Linked DNA regions of Homo sapiens: all the other regions are linked to region 3. The links are chromatin contacts, found by Hi-C or POLR2A ChIA-PET in ENCODE. All regions are on one chromosome and are shown on one strand. Each heading gives the region's core, a stretch centred on a gene start or an enhancer-like site at or near the end of the contact. The rest is flanking DNA. Distances are from core to core; before and after follow the strand shown. Region 1 holds the start of RALGAPA1 (Ral GTPase activating protein catalytic subunit alpha 1). Region 2 holds the start of PSMA6 (proteasome 20S subunit alpha 6). Region 3 holds the start of NUBPL (NUBP iron-sulfur cluster assembly factor, mitochondrial).

What was found. A loop is a pair of places that touch in the nucleus more often than their neighbours do. ChIA-PET counts read pairs that join two places held with the same protein, here RNA polymerase II (POLR2A). Pooled maps may share reads with other maps.
Region 1: a loop to region 3 is called in a pooled map, with 9 times the contacts of the local background. The contact joins the promoter of RALGAPA1 here to the promoter of NUBPL in region 3. A Hi-C loop is called at or near these places in 6 of 50 pooled maps.
Region 2: a loop to region 3 is called in a pooled map, with 15 times the contacts of the local background. The contact joins the promoter of PSMA6 here to the promoter of NUBPL in region 3. A Hi-C loop is called at or near these places in 7 of 50 pooled maps. POLR2A ChIA-PET finds 5 or more read pairs at or near these places in 2 of 52 experiments (Caco-2 and activated CD4-positive, alpha-beta T cell).

Annotation. Positions count from the first base shown.
Region 1 is chr14:35,808,002-35,812,553 of GRCh38, reverse strand. It overlaps RALGAPA1 (Ral GTPase activating protein catalytic subunit alpha 1), which reads left to right and starts at 3,259. Exons shown (of 42, transcript NM_001346249.2): 1 at 3,259-3,824. The coding sequence starts at 3,719. RefSeq lists enhancers at 3,113-3,212, 3,049-3,609 and a silencer at 3,293-3,532.
Region 2 is chr14:35,290,665-35,295,437 of GRCh38, reverse strand. It overlaps PSMA6 (proteasome 20S subunit alpha 6), which reads right to left and starts at 3,056. Exons shown (of 7, transcript NM_002791.3): 1 at 2,886-3,056. The coding sequence starts at 2,961. The region is part of intron 9 of PRORP-PSMA6 (PRORP-PSMA6 readthrough); the gene reads right to left. RefSeq lists enhancers at 960-1,139, 2,593-2,652, 2,733-2,852, 2,973-3,052, 2,769-3,355.
Region 3 is chr14:31,557,847-31,562,653 of GRCh38, reverse strand. NUBPL (NUBP iron-sulfur cluster assembly factor, mitochondrial) reads right to left here and starts at 1,250. Exons shown (of 11, transcript NM_025152.3): 1 at 1,107-1,250; 2 at 439-586. The coding sequence starts at 1,214. It overlaps NUBPL-DT (NUBPL divergent transcript), which reads left to right and starts at 1,323. Exons shown (of 3, transcript XR_943720.2): 1 at 1,323-1,543. LOC105370438 (a long non-coding RNA gene) reads right to left here. Exons shown (of 4, transcript XR_943723.3): 4 at 4,558-4,807. RefSeq lists enhancers at 526-1,081, 1,008-1,407.

The DNA of each region.
Region 1 (4,552 bases), core at 2,010-4,509, 4.2 Mb before region 3:
GGATGTACCACAGTATGTTTATTCATTTAACTACTGAAAGATATCTTGGTTGCTTCTAGTTTTTGGAGTTAGGAATAAAATTGCTATAAACATTTGTGTGTAGGCCAGGTGTGGTGGTTCATGCCTGTAATCTGTAACCCCAACACTTTGGGAGGCTGAGGTAGGGGGATCCCTTGAGGCCAGGAGTTAAAGACCAGCCTGGGCAAAATAGTGAGACCTTGTCTCTACTAAATTTTTTTTTTTTTTTTTTTTTTTTTTTTTTGTGAGATGGAGTTTCGCTCTTGTTGCCCAGGCTGGAGTGCAATGGCACGATCTCAGTTCACCGCAACCTCCGCCTCCCAGGTTCAAGTGATTCTCCTGCCTCAGACTCCCGAGTAGCTGGGGTTATGGGCACGCGCCACCACTCCTGGCTAATTTTGTATTTTTAATAGAGAAGGGGTTTCTCCATATTGGTCAGGCTGGTCTTGAAATCCTGGCCTCAGGTAATCCACCTGCCTCGGCCTCCCAAAGTGCTGGGATTACAGGAGTGAGCCACCACGCCTGGCCATCTACTAAATTTTTTTTTAATTAGCTGGGCTTTTTGGCACCTGCCTGTGTTACCAACTGCATGGGAGGCTGAGGTGAGAGGATTGCTTGAGTCCAGGAAGTTAAGGCTAAAGTGAGCTGTGACTGCACCACTGCATTCCAGCCTGGATGACAGAGCAAGACCCAGTCACTAAAAGAAAAAAAATCTAGTTCTCACAAGCAATATATATATATATATATATATATATATATTTTTTTTTTTTTTTTTTTTTTTTTTTTTTTTTGAGACAGAGTCTCACTCTGTCAACCAGGCTGGAGTTCAGTGGTGCAATCTTGGCTTACTGCAACCTCCGCCTCCTGGGTTTAAGCAATTCTCCTGCCTCAGTCTCCTGAGTGGCTGGGATTACAGGCGTGCCCCACCACGCCTGGCTAATTTTTTTGTATTTTTAGTAGAGACGGGGTTTCACCATGTTGGTCAGGCTGGTCTTGAACTCTCCTAACCTTGTGATCCGCCTGCCTCGGCCTCCCAAAGTGCTGGGATTACAGGCATGAGCCACCGTGCCTGGCCCTCACAAGCAATATTTCAAAGGTATATTTCTGGGTTTTATTTCCATGATAATTATGTCTGCTGTGGGGAAGACTTATCTTTCAAAGAATTTTAATATTTAAATCAATGGGAAGAGAAAAACCAGGCAGTGGGATGGGTGTGCCATATGTAAATTACATTATACTAGTTTGTTTTGCAATGGTGTTTTCATTTTTTCTCAGGTATACCAGCCATATAATTATTTTTAACGATATGTTACATTTTTATTCTCTAAAATTATGTCACTCATTTGCCAAACATTTACTGAGTACTTGCGCAAGAGAAAGGAAGGGACAGTGACATTCGTTCTTCTATTCGACACAGATTTATTGAGCCTATCTTGCAAAGAGCACTTTGCAAGAAGACTGGGATACAACTTTAGACAATCTATACAGTCTCTGTCCTCAGGGAGTTTACAGTCTCATGAAAGAGAGAATCTGTAAACAGTTACACAAATTACTGTATTTAAATTCTATGAAGGAAAGGAATGTTATGAGATGTGTCATTATAGATGTAACTTTCAATACTTTTCTCACCTAATTATCACAATCACTGATGTAGTTTACAAATGAGGAAAATCAGGCTGAGACTGAACTACATGCCAAGGGCCCGAGAGCAAGTAAGTCCTTGCAAGTGAAAAACAGAATGTCTAATTTAGGTCTATGTAATTCTAAAGATCATGCTTGAAAACATTGTATTATTGCCTAAATTTCACGAAACTGTGAGGGACAGACCTTATTTTGATTTTATTAATAAGAAAACTGATGCTGAGAGGAACTAGAACTAAAATCTCTTGAACAATCCCCTTATTTTTCTATTATGTTATAAGCTTCCTCAAAACATGTATGGCTTGTAAGTTTGATGATACAAACAAACCCTACATGTAGAAACTGAATAAATTTTTTGTACTTTAAAAAATATAGGATTGTTGTTGAAACAAACTACCATTAAGCAAAGCACTATATTTTAACATAATTTTGGCAAATGTCTTACATCTCTCTTCTTTGCTGATTTTGTTATTTTTCTATGTTAATCACATATTTCATTGGACAAGTCTATTGCTATGGGTGAGAACATAGAAGGAAACAGTTCAAACAAGCAAACTCACTCTTTATCAAATTATTTTGTGGAGGAAATGTTCCTGGCCAGGCGCAGTGGCCTCACGCCTGTAATCCCAGCAGTTTGGTAGGCTGAGGCGGGCGGATCACTTGAGTCTAGGAGTTTTAGACCAGTTTGGGCAAAATGGCGAAACCCCGTCTCTACAAAAAACACAAAAATTAGCTGGATGTGGTGGCGCGCACCTGTGGTCCCAGCTACTCGGTAGGCTGAGGTGGGAGCATCACCTGAGCCTGGGAGTTCGAGGCTTCAGTGAGCTGAGATCACACCACTGCACTTCTGCCTGGGACACAGAGACCCTGTCTGGAAAGAAAAGGAAAAAGGAAAAAAAAAAAAAGGGTTCCAATAAAAATTTCAATTTATGTCATTCAGAATTTCACGGATTTTTTTCAGCTATTGCAGATTCTTCAGATGACTCCATCAATGTAATAAGAACCTTGAATTCTTCTTTGCAGAGGAAAAACTGACAATATATTCATCTTTATGTGGGGTGCAGATGGGGAAAAGATTTTTAAAAGCACAATAGAAAAGGAAAGCAAGATTACTTTTATTTAAAAAACCTAGATACCTCTGCTTAAGCCTTTCTGTTGTCAAGTTGTTTGCAGCAAAAAACAGGGATATTGCAAATAGAAAAAATATGAAAGAAATCACATACATAGTGCAGGAAATATTATTAGTAATAGATTTAGGACAGAATAAATTGCCCAACTGTAACTTCGTTTATCTTTCTGCTAGAGGATCTGGTGGCCACAACAACTTATGCACATTTTCAAAGATAAATCATGGACATATTTAATAAAGATTACTTCTCTTTGCTTATTACTATCATTTGGCTTACAATGGAGCACGCAGTAACTACCTTCCTTGCCTTTCTTGAGATTCTCCTTTGGCTGCTTACACAGGAAACCAAGGCGGGGAGTGCCACGGGTGATCTCATGCTGGCATGACGTCAAGAACTCTTGACGTCAGAAGGCGGTTGCCACGGACACCGTTCGCCACCGACGGCAGAGTCGTGAAACCCCATCACTACCACACTCGTCTCCGTTTCGGCCTCTGCAGGGTGTAAGCTGCTAAAGAAGCTTCAACCTTAAGGGGGCCTCAGGGAGAGAGTTGTGCTCCTGCCGCCGAGAGCTCCACCTTCGTGGCTCTGGGTCCGGGGCCCCGGCCTGTGGCGGCGAGCGGCGGCCGCTGGAGACGAGCGGCGGCGGCAGGCGGCCAGCCCGGGTCTGCCTCGCTCCGTGCAGGGCCGGGAGAGGGATCCGCCATATTGGAGCTGGGGCCGAAGGTGCCTTGGAGCCGCGGCGCGAGGCGGGTGGAGGTGGCGGCCCTGGCCTGGATCGGGAAGGAGTCGGCTCTGCCCTGGCCCGCAAGGCTGGGGAGCTAATGAGCCTCTCTGGCTAGTCTCCTCCCCGTCCACTCCCTCCACTTTCTGCCGCCGGGACCCGGCTGGGAGCCGGCTGTGGCAGTGGCAGTGGCAGTGGCAGCGACAGGATGTTCTCCAAGAAGCCGCACGGGGACGTGAAGAAGTCCACCCAGAAGGTGCTAGACACCAAGAAGGACGCACTGACTCGCCTCAAGCACCTGCGCATCGTCATCGGTGAGGAGCGAGGGGTGGCAGCGCCGAGGCCTGGGTTGCCCGGCCTTCCCTCTCCTGGGAGCCCCTGCGGACTCTCTCTCGGGACCTGGCGCGGTGCAGGAGAGGGCAAATCGTAGCCTCTGCGGAGACGCGGGAGGGTGAATAATTCGGAGAAGCGAAAACTTGGCAGTTGGCAGCACTGATTACTGTTAACACAGTAATCTAATTTTGAGTTAATAGTCTGAACTTATTTTTTAAAATTGGTATTACTCTAAAAACTTAGATCTTTAAGACTTTGTGGGGAGACCTGGCGTTGTGGATAATGGTGTTTATAGGATATGTTTGCCAGATGACTACTGCCAACCCCACCCAAGTAAAAAGAAAAATAAAATCCTCTCTCAGACAATATAAACCTTAATCTTTCAAGTTTCTTGGCAGATGAAGACAAGGAGGTAGCAGTTACACCTCTTTGGGAAGTGGGCGGTTCCCAAAAAGCTGTGGGAAGGAGCCCCGCCCTTTTGTTAATGCACCTTGTTCATCACTAGTCATTTAGAGGGAGAACTATTATAGGTAGTTTAACTCATCCTTTGCTTCTCGAGAATTGTATATAATTCTATTTTTAATTAAAAATATTTTTTTTATCGTCTGCCCTTAAGTTCTGTTTTGCTGGTAGACCAAACAGTGCTCTAAGTTTTGAATATAATGTTAATCGACTCTTTTGAATACTTAGTCATTTGGTAGGCTGATAA
Region 2 (4,773 bases), core at 1,807-4,306, 3.7 Mb before region 3:
TCTCTCCACTCCCTGGGAGCAAACACTGCCAATAATATGTTATTAATAATTATAAAGTATGTTTATAATTATGATTGGCATTACAACTTTTTTTTTTTTTTAGATGGAGTCTAGCTCTGTCACCCAGTCTGGAGGTGCAATGGCACGGTCTTGGCTCACTGCAACCTCTGCCTCCTAGGTTCAAGCGATTCTTGTGCCTCAGCTTCCTGAGGAGGTAGGACTACAGGCACGCCAGCACAAGCAGCTAGTTTTTTGTATTTTTAGTAGAGACAGAGTTTCACCATGTTGGTCAGGCTGGTCTTCAACTCCTGACCTCAGGTAATCTGCCCACCTCGCCCTCCCAAAGTGCTGGGATTACAGGTGTGAGGCACTGCACCTGGCCAAGCATTATAACTTTAAATGTCTACCTCTATTTTTTGATATATCAACTTTAGACGACATTTATCTTTTGAGTCCCAAGTATGGAAGATAAAGAGCATAGTTACCTTCCATTAATCTCCCCTCATCATCATCCCATTTTTAAAATATTATTTTCCTACTGTCAATGTTAACAACTTGCATCCTATAATCCTTCCATGCTTTGTCTTTGGAGGATTCTAAAGTTTACAAACAGACAGTATTTAGAATATTATGATTATGTATATATTTTACTGGAGAACTAAGCATGGAAGGACCCATAAAAAGGGAAATATTCCATACAGAGCTACTAATCTAATAGACCAAAAAAAAAAGGGGGGGCCAAAGAATCAAACAAGCATCTAATAACATTCACTGAGCATTTACTATGTGGCAGGCACACGTTAAGCACTCTACATACATTGCCTTATTTAATTCTCAAAACCACCATTTAAGGAAGAATTATTATGAGCCCAACTTTGGAAAGAGAAACTAAGGCTAAGGTTACATACCTGGCAAGTGCCCAGATCAGGTAGTATGGAGCAGGGCAGAGATTTGAATCCATGTATGACTCCAGGGCCTGAACTCTTCACTATACTGCTTGCTCATACTACTCTTTCACTTTCATTTTCCTAACAATGTCTAATTAATGCCCTGAATAGCAGAGGGAGTGTGTTATTCACAGAGATTAAAATCATTCTGTCTAGGCTGGTGCTAGGCCCGGTGCTCACGCCTGTAATCCCAGCACTTTGGGAGGCCGAGGTGGGTGGATCACCTGAGGTTGGGAGTTCGAGATCAACATGGAGAAACCTCGTCTCTACTAAAAATACAAAATTAGCCAGGCGTGGTGGCGCATGCCTGTAATCCCAGTACTTGGGAGGCTGAGGCAGAATTGCTTGAACCCGGGAGGCGGAGATTGCGGGGAGCCGAGATCGCGCCATTGCACTCCAGCCTAGGCAACAAGAGTGAAGCTCTGTCTCAAAAAAATAAAAATAAATAAAAAATCATTCTGTCTAGATAATGAACTTGTTTTCAGATAGATGTTCTCTTCCAAATCTTTTAAAACCATCACAATGACACTGTGTTCAGCCTTTCCACTCACCAAATCTGGGAAGCATTAACGATTATGCTTTATGGCTGGACTTCACAATACAGTATATAGAAACAAAGTAAAGGTCTCAGAGTGACTTTTCCTGTTCACATATTAAAAATCACGAATGGAACGCTGAAAGCAGTAGTCTAATATACGAAAATTATTTAAAACTCAGGAATTTAATACAATAAATGAAAATTCTTTGAGGATACAGTTATCTCTTTGTTCTATCTTTAATCATGTTTTTCAATTGGGGATAAATTAAAAGGGCTACTGAATTATCCAACAAGATGTTTCTTGCTACATTATATACACTATGCAGTAATACACTGAGCAGTTTCATTCCAAGTTATCTTTAACTCTATTTCTAAAATTTACAGGTGAAGAGAACCTCATTTACAGACCAACTCTCTCCTTATGATTCCAAGCACAGATGATTATATTACTGTGCAAGACACGGAGCCACTAAACTCATTCAAAAATAAAACCATCACGGACCAGATGTAAATCAAGCCCTCCTGACACTAAATTCTCTATGGTAAGAGATCAAGGGTCTGGCTTATAATCATAACCTAAACCTTGACACCGTTTCAGCGCAATACATTACTATTCCGAGTAACTGATAGTTTCTTTCCACTACAGGTGTTCTTCAGTAAACTAGTACACAGTACCTCATCTACAACTCAGAATCGGCATTTAAATTACAGGAGCATTCAAACAGATGTGGGTAAAAAGGGGATGCCAATCTCAAGAGCAGCTCTAGAATTGAGTCACTCATTCTATCAGATTCCCAAAGATGTCTTGAACTCTGTAGATATTTGTAAATTGGCACTTTTAATTTTTTTTATCCGTTTGTTTAACGTATCTGTCACTCTAAGCTGTGAGCTTCAGTATAGAAGAGGGTGTAACATTCACATTTGTATCTCCTAGGACTAGCAGTGTCTGGTATATAGCAGGCTTCGAGTGCCTGTGTGGAATTAACCACAGAAGTCCATGCTGCAAACAAAGGAAAACGGAGAGGAGGCATTTTAGTTGAGACGTTAAGGAATCAATTACCCTTTAGAAACAGACCTTGTGCCTGGCCAGGACAGAATACAATAACTGAAGGGGCCTCACGAAGCCGGAGTCAGGCATTACAGCCCTATCTTCCTTAACTCTCCATTGGGTCTACGCAGTGTGGCCGCTCGCCCTGCAGAGACAGGCCTTCAGGCCCCCGATCCCTGCGTCCAGACGGGGGTGCAAACACCACAGAGCTCAATCCAGCTTCAGCCGTTCTCCCTTCCCAGCTCCAGCCCAGCTTCGGCCCCAGACTAAACCCGGGCCGCGTCTGCTCGCTCCAGGCACGTACCATGACAGGGCAATTCAGGTGGCCCACAGGCGAACCTGGTTCACTCACCTACTTGGTAGAGCCGACCCTCGGGTGAAAAAATGGTAATGTGGCGGTCAAAACCGGCGCTGGAACCACGGGACATGTTGGTAGAAGCACTACTTTAAACACAATCCCTGGGCCCCGTAGCTCCCGCACCAGGCACACAAGCACCTCCCGGAAGTTGCAGCGACTGCTTCCGGGGTACCAGCCGCGTTTCTTCCGCTCTTGCATGCCGAACTCACGGCTCTGGAGCCAGTTCGAGCACTGAGCTCTGAGGCCCCGCCCCCTAAGGGGGTGGTGGAGTGAGGGCGGGAGGCCTTTGAAGGTATGCGCCTGCGCCAAGCAGGCCTCTTGAGTGGATAGACGTGAAACTTGGGTCGTGGCGCTTTCAGGCTTTCATCTGGAGAATGAATTGACTATAGCAAGGACGAAAAGGCTTCCTGGGGGCCCAGAATAGCGATTTGCCTATCAGTGTGACCTAAATAGAACGTGTAATTAACAAGTCTCTTACATGCATCCTGTGTCTGGTCAGACTGCTGGCTTGCCTTCTTCCTAACCTCTTTTATCCTCCACTTTCATTCCTATTACGGGGGAAACAGGTTGCAGCTGCAGCTGCAGCCGTTAAATTTAGGCACTGAAGGAAGCGGGTTCAAGCAGCCGCTGGAAAGAACATTATTTTCTGACAGCCAGGCAAGATCTTCTTTTGGCCAGCAGCCCCGACAATTTTTAGTCTTTTTTTTTTTTTTTTTTTTTTTTGAGACAGAGTTTCGCCCTTGTTGCCCAGGCTGGAGTGCAATGGCGCGATCTCGGCTGACTGCAACCTCCCCCTCCTGAGTTCAAGCGATTCTCCTGCCTCATCCTCCCGAGTAGCTGGGATTATAGGCGTGTGCCACCAGGACCGGCTAATTTTGTATTTTTAGTAGAGGCGGGGTTTCGCCATGTTGGTCAGGCAGCTCTCGAACTCCTGAGCCCAAGTGATCCACCTTCCTCGGCCTCCCAGAGTGCTGGGATTACAGGCTTGAGCCACAGTGCCCAGGCAATTTTTAGTCTTGAAAGCGGAGGCCGGGCGCGGTGGCTCACGCCTGTAATCCCAGCACTTTGGGAGACCAAGGCGGGCGGATCACGAGGTCAGGAGATTGAGACCATCCTGGCTAACACGGTGAAACCCCGTCTCTACTAAAAAATACAAAAAAAATTAGCCAGGCGTGGTGGCGGGCGCCTGTAGTCCCATATACTTGGGAGGCTGAGGCAGGAGAACGGCGTGAACCGGAGAGGCGGAGCTTGCAGTGAGCCGAGATCATGCCACTGCACTCCAGCCTGGGCGACAGAGCGAGACTCCGTCTCAAAAAAAAAAAAAAAGAAAGAAAGCCTAACTCCAGCCTGGCCAACATAGGAAGGCCCCGTCTCTACAAAAAATAAAATTAGCTGTGCGTGGTGGCGCGCGCCAGTAGTCCCAGCTACTCGGGGGGCTAAGGTGGGAGGATGGCTTGAGCCCAGGAGATCCAGGTTGCAGTGAGCTATGATCACGCCACTGCACTCCAGCCTGGGCGACAGAGGAAGATCTATCTAAATAAAAAAAAAAAAATGTGGAACTGAGGTTGAAATACGAGTAATGGGGAATGAGGTTAAGCACCCTTGATTAATAATGAACTAGAGCTGAGGGGATGGGGCTTAGAGCAGCTAGTGTTGCATGGATTAATGAGAGTAATTCCAAGCTGGCGAGGTAGCTCCGGGAGAAGAGCAGGTGGCTTTTCAAATCGCAAATTTGTGCCTATTTTGACTTTCCCCAAGGCACACTCCCATTTAATGAATACAAAATGCAAAACATAATGTTAGGATAGTTGTTTTTCTCCCCAGATAAAGATGGTTTGTGTACAAGGAAGGCAAGATACACTAATGTTTGTGGCACTGTAAT
Region 3 (4,807 bases), core at 1-2,500:
ACAGCCTGGGTGACAGAGCGAGATTCCGTCTCAAAAAAAAAAAAAAAAACAAAAAAAAAAAGTTACTAGATGTTTTAAAAATAACAGCAACCAATTATTGAACACTAGTAAACACTAAGCTAAGTGGTTAGCTTGTGCAATTTGAATAACCATCTTATGAAAGAAGTTATCTCCATTTTACAGTTAAGTGAACTGAAGATTTGCTGTACAATCTGACCACTTTTTCCTGAGTTAAGGGGTGGGAGACCCGGCTAGTACCTACTTTTGTCTAACTCCAAAATCTAAGCGTCTACCCGCTACCAACTCCTGAAACTAAGGAATCACATGTTAGGAACTTCACAAATAAATTTTTAAAACACAAAACTATAATTTCAATAGTGTGCACTTGTCTGTTGGCATAAGTTCTTAATCAGGAATAGAATTAATATCCTATAATACCTGCTGTAGTAGATTTTCCGACTCCACCCTTTCCAGAAGCCACAACTATAACTTGTTTAACACCTTCTATCGGTTTCTGCTTTGGAAGTCCTCGGGACATGATTTGTGTTCTTCTTTGTTTTAGGGTCTCACTCCCGGCGCCAGACAACTTTAAAAAATAATAATAATAAAAAGCCGTTTTAAATAAGCCATCTCCATCATCACACTGTAAAAGCAAAAACAATCTGGGGTTTGCAATTAAGAGGGCTTTCTTTTCTAATTCTGCTCATCTTCACTATGGAGACATTTACCTACTACTACTGATAACAATTGTAAAGACACATTGCTTAAATTGAAATTTTTCTAGCAGGATACGCTGAACGTTTAAAAATGTAAAAACGCTGCCTCTTTACGGAGATAAGGCTTCCACGTGTTTTGCTTTTCTTCAATCTATTTGATAAATAACCCAAAGCCAAGAAAGCAATGTAGAATACCACATCTACGTTCTAACTGTGTTTCAAGTCCCGCCACGCCTCAGCCTGGGCCTGCCTGAAAAGTAGGCACGTCCAGCACACTGGGGGTCTCAGGAACTGAGGCGAGTCTTTGGCAAGAAGCAATGCCAGGGCATCTGCGGCCCTGCAGCCCAGCATCTGTCAGCCCGCTTCCCCCTGCCCTGCAGCACCACGGACCTGGCGCCCACAAACCATCGCTCGGCTTCCCCCAAGCGGGGCAGTGGCCCCGCCACCAGCCCGGAGCGACACCCCACCAAAAAGCAGCAGACGCTGCCAAATCCCCATGACGCGGAACGCTGCTGTGAGCCCTGCTGGGAAACTGTCGCGGGTGGCGCGGAGTGATGACGTCACGGAGCAACGCTCGGCTTTCTCTTCCTAGCAACCGGTCTTCTTTGGGTTTGTTGGCTCAGGAACCCAATCTGCATGATCTTGTTTATAGCCAGCTACAAACATTTTGCAGCGTTTTACTAAACGTTTGTGAAGTGTTGTCATATAAAACATCTCTTATGATACTTACAGAAGTCCCGAGGTAGACAGAAGACTTACCTAGTATACTCTTTTTATGGACAAGAAAACGGAGAAAGTTTAAAGAGACTTGACCCAGCTTAACAAAAGTAGGAAATGGGGGACCTTGAAAATGACCCCAGGATTTCTTACTAAGCAGTATATGGTCATTTAAATACTACCACCGTTAAGGATTTTACCTTTTTATTTTATTTTTTCCCGTGTGATCTACAGTGAGAGTCTGTTTTGCGTTGGTATTCATGGCTTGTGTTGCTGACAGTTCCCTGAAAGAAAGGTCAGGTTGCTTTACCAGCAACCTGGTAAAGAACTTTGCAAGTTCTTCCAGACTTAAGACTCATTTATTTAACAAATATTCGTTGAGCAACTACTATGTACCGAGTACTACAGTAGACTTAAAATATTCAGCATTGAGACCGACATAATTCCTCCACTAAAGGGCTTTATAATCCAGTGCAAAAGACAGAATAAGTTAACAACAAAATTGCGGTATAATATGATAAGTACAGGAGAAAAGCATTGAGGGATACAGGAGAAAGGACAAAGTGATACAAAGAAAGGGCACTCAATTCAATCAGGGGAAGCTTCTAAATTAGGTAATATCTAAGCTGAATGCTGAATCTGAATAATGTGTAGAAGTTAGCTGGGAGAATGGCAAGGAGATTGTTGTAAAGAGGTTAGAAATGGACTGCTAAGGCTAGGCATGGTGGCTCACGCGTGTAATTCCAACACTTTGGGAGGCCAAAGCAAGAGGATTGCTTGAGCCAGGAGTTCAAGGATGCAGTGAGCTATGATTGCACCACTGCACTCCAGCGTGGGCAGCAGAGTGACACCTTGTCAGAAGAAGAAGAAAGAAGGAAGGAGGAAGGAGGAAGAGGAAATTAAAAGGAGAAGAAAGAAGAAGGAAGAAGAAAGAAGAAGAGAGTAGAAGGAAGAAAGATGAAAGAAGAGAGAAAAGCCCCCGCCCGGCCAGCTGCCCCGTCCGGGAGGGACGTGGGGGGCAGCCCCCATCCGGTCAGCCGCCCCGTCCCGGAGGGAGGTGGGGGGCAGACCCCGCCCGGCCGCCACCCCGTCCGGGAGGTGGAGTCACCTCTGCCCGGCCACCCCGTCTGGGAAGTGAGGGGCCCCTCTGCCCAGCCGCCACCCTGTCTAGGAGGTGTACCCAACAGCTCATTGAGAACGGGCCATGATGACGATGGCGGTTTTGTCGAATAGAAAAGGGGGAAATGTGGGGAAAGGAAAGAGAGATCAGATTGTTACTGTGTCTGTGTAGAAAGAAGTAGACATAGGAGACTCCATTTTGTTCTGTACTAAGAAAAATTATTCTGCCTTGGGATGCTGTTAATCTATAACCTTACCCCCAACCCCGTGCTCTCTGAAACATGTGCTGTGTCCACTCAGGGTTAAATGGATTAAGGGCGGTGCAAGATGTGCTTTGTTAAACAGATGCTTGAAGGCAGCATGCTCGTTAAGAGTCATCACCACTCCCTAATCTCAAGTACCCAGGGACACAAACACTGCGGAAGGCCGCAGGGTCCTCTGCCTAGGAAAACCAGAGACCCTTGTTCACATGTTTATCTGCTGACCTTCCCTCCACTATTGTCCTATGACCCTGCCAAATCCCCCGCTCCGAGAAATACCCAAGAATGATCAATAAATACTAAAAAATAAAAATAAAAAAATAAAAAAGATATCAAAAATAAAAATAAAAAAAGAAAGAAGAGAGAAAAGAAGAGAGAACACAAGAGGAGTAGAAAATACATTTCTTTTCTGGATTGTTAAGAACTGTAAATGATCTGTGCAACTTAGGACAAAGTGACTAAAAGAGATGAGGATGGAGTGAAGGTTGGTTAGATGGAGGTTGCCTAAATCAAGAAAGGCTGTATATATCTTGTAAAGAAATTTGGACTTTATCCTAAGGGAACTATAGAAGGATTTTAAGCAGGAAAGTAACATCAGATTTGTGTTTTAGAAATACCACTATGATTACTGGGTTAAAAAAGAAATGGATCAGCGGGGCAAGATCAGAGACAAGGAGACATGAGGTCTCTCTCTTGAAGGCTTGACTTAACATCTCTAAATTTCACTTTGTTATCAATAAAATAGTTAATTCCTACTTCTATGGTTGTTGTGAGGTTGAACTTAAGATAATGCATGTAGAACAGCTGTCACAGAGTTAGTAATTGTTAGCTATTGTGGTAATCATTGGTTGTGTAGAGGTTTATGACATGAGCAACTAGATGAATTCCCTGAGAGAAAACATAAGAGGAGGAGCAAGTGAGAATAATGTTTGTAGAATGGCTGAATCATTACTTTGGTTTACCTTTCCCCAAATTAAAATTTTAGGAGAGTAGTAGAGATGTTTCTTCTCCAAAAAACACTGACACACATATACATATCCATGGCCTCTTTTCAAAAGGGTATTCTCCTTTGGTCCTAAGAATTGCTAAGTCATTTGACCCCATTCCCAAGGTCACTAATTGGACTAAAGACTGATGTACAACCAAAAAATTGACCAATCAGATTAATTCTCCAGAGAGCCTGGAAAATAAAAGTAACAGGTGTTAGTCAATCTTAGTTTGTCTTTGAGCTAATACAGTTGAAATTACTATTTTCTACTATGTGCATGCAGAAGCAGATAAAGCCAATGCAAGAGAGAAGAAGAAAGTAGATCATAAGAGATCATGTTACCATAGAGGAAAGGGAGAAGAGCTGCACTGGTTCATAACTTTTCAGTTCCTGGTTCCAGTTCATAATGAGGTTCAACCGGACTTCCTATCCTTAGGTCCATAAGATATACTTACATCCACCCAATAAATTTACTGTCTTAGTCTAATTTGGATGGGTTTCTGTGTATTTGTAACTATGCTGAGATATATTTTTAAATATGTGTCAATAATTTTCTCCCTATAATTCCTTGTATCTCGCATAGCCCTTCCCCATTTGGACAAATTATATGGAATCATTTTCTGACACAGCAAAATGTCTGACCCAATAAAAATGTCAGAGAAAAGAGGTTGTTTTCTTGGTTTTGAATTTTGGAAGTTGGGACCTTTTAGAAGAATGGAGACAGCTCTGGCAAAGACAATAGATTGGAAGACCTACATAGTGATATAAAAACATGATTTATTGCCTATATTAGTTAGGATTACATTTGGCTGCAAGTAGCAGATAACTCTACAGTTGTATTAAACAAGTAGGGGTATATTAGTCTTATATGAAAAGTTCAGAATTATATCACAGAGGTCCAATACGATGAATCCATAGTGCCGTCATGTTCCAAATCAATTCTTTTTGTTCCATCATCTTGGTATCCTTGGTATCCATTTTCATCCCCTCATAGTCATGAGATGTTT